Linked DNA regions of Homo sapiens: region 2 is linked to region 1. The links are chromatin loops, found by intact Hi-C in ENCODE. Cell type or tissue: PC-3. All regions are shown on one strand. Links, peaks and the distances in the headings refer to the core of each region. The heading gives the core; the rest is flanking DNA.

The links. Peaks named below come from ENCODE experiments on the same cell type or tissue, not always from the same donor. Only the 100,000 strongest peaks of a DNase experiment are listed, where the experiment ranks them.
Region 2: a loop joins it to region 1, with 2.5 times the contacts of the local background. A loop is called at or near these places in 1 of 110 quality-filtered maps.

What each region holds. Positions count from the first base shown.
Region 1 is chr5:147,993,177-147,998,801 of GRCh38, forward strand. No RefSeq gene overlaps it. Among named protein-coding and RNA genes, the nearest start is that of SPINK5, 68 kb to the right of the region's middle. In PC-3, for the core only: no CTCF peak of the experiment used is centred there; a DNase peak (open chromatin) is centred at 2,865.
Region 2 is chr5:148,089,796-148,093,858 of GRCh38, forward strand. SPINK5 (serine peptidase inhibitor Kazal type 5) reads left to right here. Exons shown (of 33, transcript NM_006846.4): 8 at 1,370-1,433. LOC124901185 (a long non-coding RNA gene) reads right to left here and starts at 3,947. Exons shown (of 3, transcript XR_007059139.1): 1 at 3,787-3,947; 2 at 1-8. In PC-3, for the core only: no CTCF peak of the experiment used is centred there; a DNase peak (open chromatin) is centred at 1,336; H3K4me3 peaks cover 1,104 bases; H3K27ac peaks cover 438 bases.

The DNA.
Region 1 (5,625 bases), core at 1,498-3,997:
AAGAAAGCCCATGTTCTATAAAAATTTAGAGTCTAACTGTCAGTCCTTCTTTGGTTAAAAAGTTTTCTTTATAAATATTATTTTTCTGAAGCATTTATTCCAAAATCAGAGCTATTATAATAAATGCCTTTTAAATACCAAAAGTTGATTTTTAAAAACTACGGTTTAGAAAATTTGAAAATTTACCTTAATTTTAGAGGGTATAATTGTGTGCTTTTCTCTGTGATAGCTCTACAGAATGCAAAATTGAGAATTTGCGACATGCACACCTGATTACATTCAAGATCTTGGATTTAAGTTCTTTAGTAAATAGTGAAAGACACATATAACTGTAAAATATTATAGAATTTTTATTGACATGCAATGCAACTGAGTTTTGTTACCATCTATAAAATAATGGTTTTTAATAAAATCATTTAAATGGAATTTAGGTAATTTGAAAAATAAACAGACCAATAGAAAATTGTGCTCCTAAAATTTCTGGGTAAAGTTAAAAATGCAACACAACCATTTTGTTGATTGATTTGATTATATTTTATTTTGCTATATTATGGTTTTGGAAAACATTCTTAATTGTCTGGAAATTTGAAGTCATATAGCATTAAGTAAATCATGAGAACACTATTAAGAATACTATTATATGAAACAAAGTCTAAATTTTGACACATGAATCAAAAAGAATTTAAAAAACACTTTTAGTTTATGTAAATATTCGTTACAGTAAAAAAAATGAAAGATCTTCTTGATCCTCTGACTTAAAAATTCAAGGTTTTTTCAGTTATACTGGGTCAAAACAATTTTAAAAGCTTCATTGAGGTAGAACGGACACACAATAAACTGCACATATTTAAAGTGAACAATTTGATGCATTTTAAAATATGTATACACCAGTGAAACCCTCACGACAATCAAAACAATGAACATACTCATAACTTGTAAACTTTTTGAATGCCCCTTTTAAAAACTCATCTCTTAACCCTCCTATCTCTCTGCCCAGGCAACTGCTTATCTACTTTCCATCACTATATAGTAGTTTGCATTTTCTTGATTTTGTTTAAAAGGTAAACTGAGGCACAATAAAATTATAAAGAGTTTATTTGAGCATGCAAGAATTCATGAATGGCACCAGACTGAGAGTAGTTCGGAGGCTCCGTTGAAGTGGCATAATGGACAGGTTTAGCAGAGGGAATGCAAAAGTAATTCAAAAAATTTTGATTGGTTATAGTTGCAAAGTTGCTTTATTTGGTCTATGCTGCTGGAAAGTCCTTAGTTACATAATTATAAATTAGTCGCTGAGTTTGATTGGTTGAGCATAAGTTGTTTTCTTTAATATAGGCATTTACAAGAAATAGCTCAAGTTAAGTTATGTTTGCAAATCAAGCGAAGTTAAGGTCACTTATAAGGCCCATTTGATTTTGTCTGTTCAGGGCTTCTTCAGGCCTGATCTCCATTTTAATTTATTTAACAACTTTCATATAACTAAAATCATGCAATATGCACTTATTTGTCTAGTTTCTTCCACTCAGTAAAATTATCTTGAGATTCACCTATACTGTTGCATGCATGAATAGTTTCTTTTCTTTCATTGGTGAATAGTATTCTGTCGCATGGATGTATTGCAATGTGTTTGTTCATTCACCTGTTGATGAATATTTGAGTTGGTTCCAGTGTTTGACTATTACAATAAAACTGCTTTAAGCATTCTAGTACAAGTTTTACATAAACATATGCTTTTCTTACTCCTGGGTAAACACCTAGGAATAGAATGGCTGGACTAAATAGTAGGTATATGTTTAACTATTTAAAGAAACTGCCAAACTTTTTTTTTTTTTTTCCTGAGGTAGTTGACCCATTTTCTATATGAGAGGTCCAGTTCTTCCACATCATCTTCAACACACGGTGTGGTTAGTCTTCTGATTATAGCCATTTTCTAATAAGTGTGTAACAGTACCTCACTGTGGTCGTAATTTTCATTTTCCTAATTGCCAATAGTGTTGAGCATCTTTTATGTGCTTATTTGCCATTTGTTTGTTTTGGGCCAAATTTCTCTCCATATCTTTTGCTGCTTTTCAGTTTGCTGTCATAATCTTATTATTGAGTTTTGAGAATTCTTTACAAAGAGACTTAGAAAAATTTTGGGCAATGAACATATTCATTATCTTGATTCTGGTGATGGTTTCACACGTATGCATATACGTATGTCTAAAATTGTGACATTATACATTTAAAGAATATACAGCTTTTGGTGTGTCAATTATATCAGAATAAGAAAGATAGTCCCCATGAATATTTGTTTTTTTATATATCTGTAATATGCAAGGAAATTTGGTTAATTGAAATAACAACTTTGTAAATACATTTAAATTAGTAGTCAATTGGTTTACACTGACACCTTTGAGTTGAGATGTTGCAATGTGAGTATCAGTATTGTGGTGTCTAAGAGAATTTTAAGTTTGTTGTTTTTTATTAAATTTATAAAAATTCATTAGTACTCGAAAAATACTTACTCATTTTATTATCTAATTGAAATACTTGAAAGGAAAATTGTTTATAAATGTAGTTTTAAAAGTTTTAGGGCATCTAATTGGCTGAGTTTTAAAAAGATAACAAAATTTTTCAGAGACTATTTTAACAGTGATTTTTAAAATAAAGTCAACCTAAAATGTCTTATAAATGGAACAACAAATTTTCGAACTAAATTTAATTACTTGAAGGGGAGCCTGTAAATTTTTACTGCCTGAGACAATTTTAATCTAGAAGAAAAAGATATTACTCTGTGGCTTCTACAGCCAACTTCAAGGTAGCTGCAAATAAAGGTTTGGTGACAAAACAAATAACCTCGGGACTTGTGGTATTGACCAGGACAACCACAAGGCTAATAGCACCCAAGGTCGACATTTCTTCCCTACTTCTCACTATGTTCACACCCTCCCACTGTCTTTTATAGTAATGGTAAGCAATTATATCATCAGGGTAAAATTTATAACTTAGTGGACATATAGATATAAATACGATGATTGCATTTCTATGAACTGGGAAACCAAACATGAGGAATCAACCTATCAGCCCTCCAGAATATGCCAGTGCCTTATAACAATGGAGGAGGAGTGGTTGAGTGGGGAGGAGGGTATAATTGAAAGTTTCAACTGCAGTCATCCTTTATACACAATGTGCCCCCTTTACAGATGATCAAGTTTTACCGGACAAATTCACAATTTATTCCAAATGTCTATTAGGAGCACCTTTCCAGGTAGTGAAATGGGAAAGGTTCTCTTGTCCCCTTCACAGGGTGTGTGATGGGGGTGTGGCTCACTTCTTCAGTGCCCCGCTGCTCAGACCTCTAGGGAAGCATACAGGTGGGCAGACTGTGGGGCTCCAACCCCATGGCAGTGTCTAGGGGTGTTTACAGTTCCTGACGTCCCAGCGGACGTGTGTTATGGGGTGCTCTGTTAGCTTGCCATCTATAGGTGGCTTGTGGTAAGCAACTCAATTAAACCCCCTTCCTTATCACAAGGACAGAATAATTTCTATATCCCCGAGTTTCTTGCCTTGGTGTAACAAAAGAATTGGATCACATGTGGGCTTGGAGACTGAGTGCAAGGTTTTACGGAGTAGAAGTAGGGATAGGGAGCAGATAGGGAAGCCTGAAGAAAAATGGTTTTCCCTGAAGTCGGGGCACTCCGGGGCCTCTGACCGCTTTGGCTAAACTCCAAGGTGTTCTGCTGGTGGATGGCCTGCTGACCTACTGGTGGCTGTCTGCGTGCTCTTCTGCCAGCTGGCTCTCGACGACCAGCCGCTTGTATCTTCTTCTACGGATGTGTTCATCACAATGTCCAGCCACTTCTGTGTTTGCCCGCTAGGGTCTTGGGTTTTTATATGCCCAGGATGGGGGCCTGGTGGGCCAGGGTGGTCTTGGGAAATGCAACATTTGGGCAGGAAATGCCTGTTCTCACCTAGGTCCGTGGAGGTGGAACCCCAGCCAGGGACCACACCCTCCTCTACCCAGCACTTGCCTTTCCCCCTTCTGTATTGTTTAAAAGGACCACACTCTTCCCTTCCCAGCACTTTCGTAGCAGTAACTCTTTGGAGTTCGCTACTGATGACAACATGGCCCACCCTTTTCTCCCTTACCCCAGCATCATGAGGCTTTCTTTCCTACGTGAGTACCTCAGGACTTCTCATCTCTTGGCAAAAAGGCAATCTGAGCAGGGTATTTATGTTATAGTTTTGTATGAAAGAAAAAGTCTTTAACTTTGATGTTTTTAGACAGTGATAGAAGGCAGTTGGTTCTCACCCTTCCCTGAGGAGCACTAATTTCCTTCCTTCTAGCAAAGCAGTTTTTGAAAAAATAAACTAATAAAAGATAAGATGTTTATTTGCAAATTTGAAATCTGTGAGCTCATTTGTCATCACACAAACTAAACAGCTCAGCCACATAAAGGAAATCACAAGAACAGTTTAATGCAAAAACCACGGTATATGGGATCTGTGGCCAAGAGCCTTTTCCTGTCTGGACACGAACTCCTTTAACTGTTTGAGAGAGGCGGCTTAGAGCTGATTGAACACCAGTAATCCTTGACCTTAATGTACAAACCAAAGCAGCATGTAAGGGAAGGGGCTAGCTTTCCAGCTGGTGGAAAGCACAGTTGAGTAGAGATTTGTGATTTCAGTGGAAATGGGAGGAAGGCCAGATGGAAGAAGATTTTGGTTCTGGACATTCTGCTGCATCTGAAATGTATTCTTTACTGGAAACAGATTACTCTCCTGCTATGGCAGGTGGTTCTTCTTTTTGTTTCAAACTGCCAAAACTAAGACCCAGAAAGGTCAGATACTATCAGGCAATTTTTACCTTTTGGAGTAAGACCCCCAAAGGCACAGAAAAGCTTATGGTAAAAGCATATTCAGTTTCCCTAAGGGATCTAGATGTGGAATGCTTTGTCTAGAAATAGCCTCATGCCCTAATCATAAGGGTCAGAAAACTTGTTTGTAAAGGGCCATTCAGTAAATATGTTTGGTTCTACAGATTGTAACTTATCAACTCTGCTGTCCTGGTGCTAAAGCAACCATAGACAGTACATATATGAATGAGTATGGCTGTGTTTTAATAAAACTTTATTTACAAAAACAGACAGCAGGCCAGTTTGACTCATGGGCCATAGTTTGATTGTTTCAATGAGTTGAAAGAGTATTGGCATGAATATGAAGTTGATGGTGGCCTCATGTTAATCCTGCTCCAGGCCAAGTATGTGACTTCAGGAAATCTTCTTTCTCTCCCTGGAACTCATAGTAAATATTTATTGAACATTACCTATGTTGTCATAACTTTATAATCTCATTTATTTAATGCTCATAGCAGCCCAACAGTGCAGGTACTATTATTAACTTAGAGCACAGTGAGTGAGTTTCAAAGTGACAACTTAAACCCATCCAAGTCTGTTTATCTTTAAAGCTAATGTTCTTAGTTATAACCACAATGTCTCCCAGTAAAGTGGTGGATTTTGATTTAATATTCCCTAATTCCTCTTCTATAGCTGACAATCAGTAAATATGGGGGAAGAAACAGTGTTCTCTGTGGGATGTGTCTCCATCTTTTTCTGGTCTGTTACTTAGAGCTTCTCTTTAAAA
Region 2 (4,063 bases), core at 1-2,500, 95 kb after region 1:
TGAAGTTTCTTAAAAGAAGAGAATAAGGTGGTCATGTTAGTTATTAAATTCAAGACTCTCATTTCTTTTAAATTACAGTAATTTGAAAATGTATAGTGTTTTATAAGGCACAATATTTTAAAATTTAGAAAGCACTTTCATATGGAATGATCTAGGTCAGTCGTCTGACATCCATTGCTTCATTTGGGCATATGTAGAGACCCTTCCTGAGTAATGTGAGGCTAATTAAAATAATAATAGTAATAATGCCATGTGTCTGAATCTATTTATTAGCTTAAAAAGTGGAACGCGGATCATTACAAAAGGAAGGGCTATTGGGTTAATCTTTATCTGAGTGCCTGGCAGTGCTTGGGCATTAAAGACGCAGATGTGGATAAGATCTAATTAGTCTTTCATATTCTGGCTGTTAAACAAGGTTTAGACTCTCTAATTCACGTGCCAGCAAACCTTAAATTGCTATATTTACATCACTGGAACTTTAAAATCAGGACAGAGATTTAACTGATTAGCAAACAAACGTCACACCTGCCTTTGAAAATTACAGTTAGTCCTTGTAGAATTCAAGGACATGTCCAATCAGGTTTACAAAACAGTGATGATAACTGGTTTCCAGACAGGAAATCAGCCTGATTTCCACTTTCTTATCTAGGAGACATGTTCTCTCAATGTTCAAATCTGCCCTAATTCTGTAGGGTTTTTTTTTCTTTTTATGCATTATGTGAAAAGGGGAATTTGACCTCTCTAACTCCTGGTTTCTTACTCTGTGGAACTGAGATAGCCACACCTATCTCCGGAATGAGACGCTAATCAAATGATAGATGTGAAAGGGCTTAAAGCTCAATTCAAATGTAGCTTTCATTAACAACTTAGTACTTTTACATGAAAGCAAACAAATACTTTACAAGGTATACAAAGTTATACTTAAGGGTGTGGATGGCAATGTCTCAAATGCTCAGTTTGGTTTCACCCTTGTCACAGCATTATTTTAAAGCTCTTGGTTCTGCCTGTTAAAGGGAATTTTCCTGACAATCTTCTGTTTGTCAATCAAGGTGTCACACCCATTCAGTTTTACAGAACAAAGCTTCTAATTGACTGTCAGTGAGTCAGTTTCACACCCTTTCTTACTATAGGCAAGAAAGCTAATTTACAGAAAGCAAGTTTCCCAGATAAGCTATTGCCGTCTTTCTTTCTTTCCTTATCTTTGGCAATTTCTCTGGCTCAGGCATTGAAGACGGAAATGCTTGTCTCTTGTAAGAGGATCATTTTCAGCAATTCGTAGCAGAGGATATGAAAGTGTTTAGCACAGGACTGAGGATACTGAAAATATGATTGAGTCATAAACTGACCAACTGTTTACTTTTCTTAACAGTTTAAAAGAAGCTGAAAATGCCAAGCGAGAGGGTGAAACTAGAATTCGACGAAATGCTGAAAAGGTAAAATGACTCACCAACGCAATTTTGTTCTTGTGGCCATATTTATTAACAAATGTATGCCTAAACCTTTGAGTAATGAAATAAAGTCATTGTCTTTTATTATTATATAGATATTTTTCTTAATATCAAAATTCCCCAAATTGACTATTCCTAGAATATTAATCATTAGATTCAGATTTAAAACAGCATTTCCTACCTAAGGCCCAAAATGTGCAGTTTCCACCTGTGTTTCTCCAGTCCTCTAGCCCCCAAAAGAAGATATAAGATAGAAAGTTTGTATAAACCAAATTCTGCTTAATTTCTAGCAGCCTTCTTTTTGGTTTAGTGTAAACCCATTTTACTCTGTATAAATTGTTTAAAATTGGCAATGAAATATAAATTAAACAGGAATAATTTTAAAATAGTGAGAGTGTTTTAAACACTATATCCACTAGTGCATTTTATGTGCAATTAAATTGACACAAGTTGAAGTTATTCACTTTGCCATTGTGATTATTCTGTTCAGAAAAACCTGCATTTATAAAGGTCTTGATTCTGCTTTAAAAAAAAAAAAAGACAAATTTTTAGAATGTGTTTTAAAAAAATCCTTAAAATTATTTTTTTGAAATTACTTGATAATTTAATTATTCAATCTAGTATAAAAAGTTTTGAATAAGCACTTTAGGTAATGCAGCCTGGATTTCTTAAATCACCTACTTTCAATGAGAGGGATAGCAGTTTCTTTGCTAAATGGCTAACCTTTTGTTGAGAAGTCAGAACGCCTGAGTTTTAGCCTTGGTTTTGCCATGCTCTGGGTGTGGGAGACTAAGTAAATAATCATCCTGGGCCTTAATTTTCTTGTCAGCAAAGTAAAGAGGTTGGATAATGACCTGAATTTTACCTTCCTGTTGGACTGTGATTCTACATCCTGCACACTTTTGTACTAATACAAGTGCACTCCTTTTTGCAGATCGTAGGGCTTATGTTTTCCTAAAGGAAGAAACAAGCCCACCTTTTGGTAGTCAAGAGCTAGCCCTTCAGTTCGTAATGCTTATTTAATGAAGCAAAGCTCTCAACCTAAATAGGGTATTGAAGGTTTACATTTAGGAAAACTAAGTATTCAGAACCATCTACAGTTTATGCAACACTTGCCAAGGATTGAAAAGGAATTCTTTTGTGGTGGTTGTTAAATTTCAGTCTAAAACTTTGGGTCATCCTGTGATAGTTAACATTTTATTACTTCATAAACACAGAGAGTTATTTTCCTTTGTTTTTCATTAGGTCTCTGTACTTCCCTCTTCCTCTCTGTGGCTAGGGTCATTGTTTTGGTGGGGTCACCGGGCATGATGGTGTGAATAGGACTGCTTTATTGTGATGGCTCAATATGTTCCCTATAATTAACTTGTCACTAGGTTGCAAACACAGTGTTTCTTCAGAATCTCCTTGGCTGAATCACAACTTATAAACTGAAATTATCATTGTTTCTTTTACGAGAATCATTGAGCATTAATTTTTTATACCATGCTATGATTATCAGGTGACTGTCTTCTGCTTCTCTATTTCTAGGTTGTTACAACCATGAGGTTTGGAGCACATCCATTGCTCCTCCAAAAATAAATATCTTCTTAATAGGAAGCAGTTAGGATTCTCTGTTAAAGCATCCCAATGGAATTTGAATTATTTTTTAAAAAACCAAAGAATGCTAGATCTAGAAAAGGTCCTACAGAGCATCTGTTCCAAAAACCTCATTGTAGAAGTAGTAACTGTGGTTCCAAAGGAGAAGGGACTTTGCTGTGGTCTCCCATTTGGGTGAGAGGGACAATCTAGTGGCCCAGGTCATTTGACTCCTAGCCATGCTCTTTATGCCCATGTTTTCTTGCCTGAAATTGAATGACGAAGGTCACACAGTTGAAAAGAAAGTTATAGACCAGGATTTTTTGTAGGTCATATTATAGTACTATATCTCACCACAAAATGTTTAATGACATAGAGATCCCCAAGCCTAGAGTAGCTTAGAGTATCATTTTTTTGGTAAAGTTTAGCCCTCCTCACATAGTAGAGTTTTCAAAACACAGAAAGTAGCCTGAAAGTATTGAACCAAAGCATCAGGAAATCTGAAAACAAATCTTTCTTGGATTTTTTTTGGTGGGGGGAAGTCACTCCTTTTTAGCTTTTCTAAATGAGTATCAGTCTTGATGATCTATCTGTCTAAGGTGAGGGTGAAAGGAAATTAGATCTACTCTCTCTCTACAATGTCAGAAATTATTATGGATAAAGAAGGCAGAATACACAAAAATTATCCACAGATCCATAGAGAAAATCAACTAAAGTAAGCATAACACTGTTGGATAACATCTTGTTTCTTTATACTTACAAACTTAGCTGGATTATTCTTGACTTGATCCATATTAAGTCACTTTTAGACATCTCATCTTCTCACAACTTTTTTTTCTTTTTTTTTTTGTGATTTGGCTGCTGCATTTTGTTGTGTTTGTGCTGGAACCTCATGAAAGATATCCCCTGACCCCTATTGATCTGAAAGTTAAAAAGAAATACCTAGTTTTAATCCAAGAAAACTCTTGGTCAGCCTTATTTTTTCCGAGGCTGTTTTTTATCTTTTAATAAACCTACCACATAACAGATACAAGTGC